Regions from separate parts of the Homo sapiens genome. Here region 1 is linked to region 2. Evidence: read pairs that join two places in POLR2A ChIA-PET (ENCODE). Cell type or tissue: A673. All regions are shown on one strand. Links, peaks and the distances in the headings refer to the core of each region. The heading gives the core; the rest is flanking DNA.

Region 1 (2,916 bases), core at 151-2,650, 480 kb before region 2:
AGCACATGCACATACACACTCACAAACACTCTGTGGAGGGGAGAAATCTCATCTACTTGCCTAGAATGGTAGTGGCATATAACTAACTAGCTGCACGGTTTTGTTTGTTTTTGTTTTTAGGAATGGTGTTTATTTAGTACTCCCCTGGATATAGTGAATTTCTTTAGGGGGCTGGCTAATTCACATGTTTGTAAATACAGAGTCAACTGGTGTGTTTTTGTTTTTTTTGGTTGGAGTCTCGCCCTGTTGTCCAGGCTGGAGTGCAATGGCACCATCTCGGCTCACTGCAACCTCCGTGTCTCAGGTTAAAGCAATTCTTCTGCCTCAGCCTCCTGAGTAGCTGGGATTACAGGCACGCATCAGCACACCTGGCTCATTTTTTGTCTTTTAGTAGAGATGGGGTTTCACCATGTTGGTCAGGCTGAACTCCTGACCTCGTGATCTGCCTGCCTCGGCCTCCCGAAGTGCTGGGATTACAGGCATGAGCCGCCACGCTGGGCTGGTTTTTTTTGTGTGTGTTTTTTTTTTTGAGAGGGAGTCTCAGTCTGTCACCCAGACTGGAGTGCAGTGGCGTGATCTTGGCTCACTGCAACCTCCGCCTCCCAGGTTCAGGAGATTTTCCTGCCTCAGCTTCCTGAGTAGCTGAGATTACAGGCGCCCACCACACCCAGCTAATTTTTGTATTTTAGTAGAAACGGGGTTTCACCATGTTAGCCAGGCTGGTCTCAAACTCCTGACCTCAACTGATCTGCCCACCTGGCCCTCCCAAAGTGCTGGGATTACAGGTGTGAGCCACTGTGCCTGGCCAGTCAATTGTTGAGTGGTCTTTGCAACTACTGAATTTATTTTGGTGATAGCCATATCCTTCTGGAGATAAAGATTTTGACCTTAACCTTACTCTTACTTATGATTAGAATGTCTTAACATTGATCTACAATGCAAAAACAAACAGAAAAATGAAACTAAAACCTCTTTGGATGCTTACACTGTACAGTTACTCGCACCACACAGCTTTCCTTCCCAGCTTCGTTGCCTGCTGTGCACTGGTACAGTCCAGAGTAGGACATGGTAAGATTCTGCAGCAGAACTCGTCCAGGGTGGTTGTAGTCTGCACAAGCAGAAAGAATGACTGTAAATCCCTTTAGTGATGGTATCTATATTTATTGTTTACTTTATTGTATCACTGAGCTGAGATTCCGTAATGCTATTTGATAAGAATGAAATGATGGAAAAGATATCCTTTGGGAACATGAGAAGAAAGGTAAACATTTTTTTTAAGTTGTAGCACATCCTCAAAAGTTACAAAAGATTGTGAACATTTAAGGGATACTAAACATAATATTTAGATATAGTGGATTTATGTAGTACATTTCTTCCAATCTCTTTTACTACTTTTACATGTCATTTGAGGAAAGGAAAGACAGATTTTCTGTTCTAGTTAATGGATTTTAAAAATGGCAGTTCAGGAGGTTCAGCAGGGTATTTCAGGTCACATAGTGAGTTGCTGAGAAAGCTGATTTAGAGCTCACGGATAGAGGACTATTTTGTTGGCTCAATAGATTGGTAGGAAGATGACTTACCAATCCTAGATTTGGGAGGCAGACGTTCATCCTCTCCCTCTTTCTCTCGGATTCGCTGCCAGTAATACACAATGGGCTCTGTGCCAGAGGATGACTCACACTGCAAAGTCAGGTCACTTCCTTCTGTCAGCTCTCCTTCCAACTCACACTTGGGCTTGGATGGTCTCACTGGCAACAGCAACAACAAGCAAAAGTGTAGTGATTCAAAGATCCCCAAACACCAGATTCAATGGAAAAATTATGTCCTATTGAGTTGCTTCTCCAGCCATCTGTTTTGGTCAACTTTTGAGTGGGGATTCAACTAGCCTTGCTTTACACTACCCCCACCAAAACATCCACCTCCATCCCCTAAGCACACATACCCGCAACTCCAGTGGTGCTGTTTTAATTTTTGGGGCAGAGGCTGCCTCATTACTTCTCAAAGAAGACACATTATTATTGGACATTTTAGGAAAGTTGAGCATGGTTTTACTGATACAGAAGTGTATTAATTTGGAAGCAATTAAGTAGAACTTGGTAGCTCTTGCTGTCAAAAAACAGAAATGAATTTGAATCATATCTGAGAGACTTAAATATGAAGATCCCACTTAAATATTAGAGAATATGTTTTGTAATGGACAACTATGGAAAATTGCTCTTATATTTTCATTTTTTATTATGGCTATAATACAGAAGATACACATTTCTTTCCAGGGAACTGGACGAGGTGACCTCTGAATGTGTAATCCAAAGTACTGAACATGATGTTTTGTACCACCGTGATGCATATGGCTATCCCTCTTAGATACCTTAGAAATAAGCTGTAGACATTCACTTTGGCATCCTATCTTACCTAAGACTTTTAAGATGACATGGCTCCACACGTAGCGCCCTGAATTCTTAACCTTACAGGTGTACCGGCCCTCATCACTGGGCTTCAGAGGTTCAATCTGCAAGGAGGCATCTCCTGCCAGGAAATTGGAAGCAAAGGCCACTCGGCCCTTCTGTTCCTCAGTCAAGTTATTGTAGACATGACGACTGGAGTAAGTGATCACCTGTGGGATAGACCGAGGCAGAGTCAAGCAGCGTAACTCTCAGCCTGCCTTTCCTGATGGTGTGAAGAAGAGGAAAGGGAGTACTCCCAGTGGCACAAAGTAGTCAAGCCTGGGGCTGAGAGTCCAAGAGACCTCTGTTCTAAATAAAAGTTAAAAATACAGTACATTTGCACCTAGGCCTTGCCTCTCCTTCCAAAAATAATAACACTTCATGTTTGTGTAGCATTTTAGTTATAAAGTATTATATTAAATGCTCAGAACCACTCCATCTTACAGGTAAGGAATTTGAAGTTTGACTTACA
Region 2 (2,916 bases), core at 258-2,757:
AGTTTGAGATAAGAGTACGTGGGTGACCAACAAGCAATGCAACTCAGTTTTGGTTTCAGATCTGACTCTAGTCCAAGATCTTTCCGTGGATTAACAGAGAAGAGCCAGAAAGGCATTTCAGAAGAAGTCGGACTTGAGCCAGACAAGGAGGGAGGCTGAAATTGGGGCATTGCCAATATACCTTTCTTTGGAGCTGGGATTCCTCTAGGTAACGGAGGCAGGGCCAGACAGCCCAGAACTATCTGCTTCCCGGATACTGTGCGGCTGCTGTTCTATCAACGGGCTGCAGACAGAAGCAATCTTGGAAAGACTTTTCATGATGAGCCTGCAGGGGCTGGCCCTCCCAGAATGAGACATTTTGCCAACAGATGCCCAAGAAATATTAGCTCTCAGCATGAGTTCGAGCAGGATGCAGGTGACATCAATGGATTGTAATTATTATTCACCTTCAGCATGTTTTCCTATGCAGCTGCAGTGGACAGACAAAACTGTCTTTTTGGAAGATTCAAAGCATGAGAATGCATAAGCCAAACATTTGCTGTTCAGGGTGGTCCCGGAATAGCAACGTGGGCATCGCCTGGGGTTTGTTAGAAAGGCTGACTTTTGGGTGGTCCCCTAGACCTGCTCTATCAGAATCTGTGGGTGAAGAAGATTCTTAGGGGATTAAAGTTTCCCAGGCATTGAGCTAACCATCATCATTGTTAGTGTTGTCGGTTTTGTGCTACATCCCTCAAGAGATGACAATGGTTCTCAAATAGTTGGGGTGTGAGGCAATTAGTTAATCGCCATGGGTCTAGAGGCAGGTGATCTGGATTCCCAGCTCTGCCTCTTTCTTGCATGGGACCTTCACTTTTCCAGGACTCAGTTTCCAGATCCACTAAACAGGTCAGTATTTAGGTGATTGTGGTGGGAATGAAATGATTGAATGTAGGCAAAATGCTTTGTAAGTCATGAATGACTTTCAAAATATTATTAATATCGTTGCTGAATAGAATACCTCGCACTGCCAGAACTTTCCTCTGGGGGCTGTCTGAGTACTAATACTGCATTTCGGTGAATGGACAGAGAAAAAAAAAACACTTCTAAGAGGTGCAGCTTAGAATTAGAAGACCCAGACGACTCTGCTTTGCCACGAATGTAAGTGCTTTCCCTGAGTGTTACTCTTGCTGTCTGTGAGAGCCTGACCTGCGGGAGAAGCGAGCATCCTGGAAGTCTGGGAGCAGCTACACTGAAGAGGCCCTCGGCCATCTTTTCTTGCGGATTATGGTCTCAGTGCTGGCCTCCTCTCTTCCTCTACTCCCAGGCCTCGGGCCGTGAGAGAGCCGCCATCCTTTGAAGGATGCACGACTCTCTTTAGAGCCAGGCACCTGTGTTTTTATTTAGTGTCACCTCCTTGATACAGGTCGACCTAGTGGGCAGCACCTGGGAAATAATTGGTGGCAGCGAAGGGAGCAGAGTCTCCGGGGAACATGGTCTTGTATTTTGTCGGATTGAGGGTGAAGAGGAAATAACCCCCCCCCCCGCAGCCCCAGCGGCTCTGTCCTCCACGCTGGCATGAATAATTGAGCGCCGGCAAGCTGACTGCACCAAAGAGTTGCATTATGTAAACCGGCAGGCGACGTGTGTGCGTGTGTGCGCGTGTGCGTGTCTGCGCGCAAGAGGGGTGCGTGTCTGAGTGTGTCTGTGCGCCTGTGCGCGTGCGTGCCTGAGCTCAGAACAGCTGTCTGTGAGGGAGTCAGAGGGAGAGAGAGAAAGGGAGCCAGGCAGAGAGAGAGAGGGACTTCTGTAAGGCGGCACGACCACACCAAATAACAGCAGCAGAGGGAGGTGGGGGAGAGGGAAATAAAGGGGAGTCATGCTTAAAATGCTACAGCGGTGTGAAACAGCAGAGCAAAGAAGCGCCCCCAGCTTCTGAGAGCCCTGGCCCGAGTCCCCTCCCCCGTTAGAAACAGGGCTTTGGGATGGTCATGGAGGTGAGTGCCCTCCAGCCTCCTCAGGGCCCCCGCTCCCCGCCCCCGCCCCCCACTGCCCAATGCATGAATGAATGAGTTCCTCTCTGCACTGCACTCTGCTACTGTTCCTACCTAATGGCTTCCAGGTTAGTGCTAACTCGTGCTGACGCCTGGTGCGTGTGTGTGTGTGTGTGTGTGTGTGTGTGTGTGTGTGTGTGTGTGTGTGTGTATCTTTGTTTCCTCGTGGGATTTTTTGGAAGCGGTGGCTCTGTCCTGGGGTCAGAATGGGGCCCTGGGGGCTGTGGTGAAGACCTGTCTTTCTGGTTGTGTGCTTTTCTCATCTGACGCAGGCTGCTCAGAGCTGCCAAGAACACAAACCTTTCAAGGCAGAGTAAATCCGGAGTCCATGTTGTTTGCTTCTGTTTTCTGTTCTGGGGATCCGAAAGCAGCCAGTGTGACATCATGCTGCAGAGATGCCACCTTCTTTTCCCTCCCTAGCCTTTTCTTTTCTCCTCTATAGTAGCACTGCTTGAGCTGAGCTCTGGATCACGGAGGGGTGGCCCTGGGGTGGGCTGGAGAGACAGGCTGGGTTGAGGGTGATGATGGTCTCCTTGTCCAGCAAGACTTAATTCAGTGCCCTCTAACTTGGAGAAAGGAGGGCAGAGGAATGAATTAGTGGCACAATGCATCATGGAGAACTGGCTGAGAGCTTCTGGGGGAGGTGTGGACAGGCCATGTGCTCCTGTTCTCCACCTGCTGGCTTCCCTCCGCAGTGCCTCCGGCGGGGGTAGGAGCTGGCCAGAGCTGTGGTCAGGAAGATATGGACAGACACTGCTTATCCCACAGGGAGAGGGCCATGGGACAGATGGATCTGGCCAGCAGAAGGAGAGGATGAAAGGGGAAGTTGATAGCTCTCATCTCAGAGAAATAAAAGGATTTGTTTATTCTTTGGCTTAGCCAGCAT

Evidence for each region. ChIA-PET counts read pairs that join two places held together with the same protein. Peaks named below come from ENCODE experiments on the same cell type or tissue, not always from the same donor. Only the 100,000 strongest peaks of a DNase experiment are listed, where the experiment ranks them.
Region 1: POLR2A ChIA-PET joins it to region 2 with 7 read pairs; 2 of 35 experiments call an interaction of 5 or more read pairs at or near these places.

What each region holds. Positions count from the first base shown.
Region 1 is chr11:123,082,100-123,085,015 of GRCh38, forward strand. It overlaps CLMP (CXADR like cell adhesion molecule), which reads right to left. Exons shown (of 7, transcript NM_024769.5): 3 at 2,413-2,614; 4 at 1,581-1,748; 5 at 986-1,108. It overlaps LOC124902775 (a long non-coding RNA gene), which reads left to right. Exons shown (of 2, transcript XR_007062927.1): 2 at 915-2,778. Among named protein-coding and RNA genes, the nearest start is that of HSPA8, 21 kb to the left of the region's middle. RefSeq lists an enhancer at 1,522-1,816. In A673, for the core only: no CTCF peak of the experiment used is centred there; a DNase peak (open chromatin) is centred at 1,692; H3K27ac peaks cover 1,220 bases.
Region 2 is chr11:123,558,555-123,561,470 of GRCh38, forward strand. All of the region lies in intron 2 of GRAMD1B (GRAM domain containing 1B), which reads left to right. Among named protein-coding and RNA genes, the nearest start is that of SCN3B, 95 kb to the right of the region's middle. RefSeq lists enhancers at 930-1,593, 1,594-2,256, 2,257-2,916. In A673, for the core only: CTCF peaks have their summits at 1,057 and 2,729 (motif pointing left); DNase peaks (open chromatin) are centred at 1,067 and 1,667; H3K4me3 peaks cover 960 bases.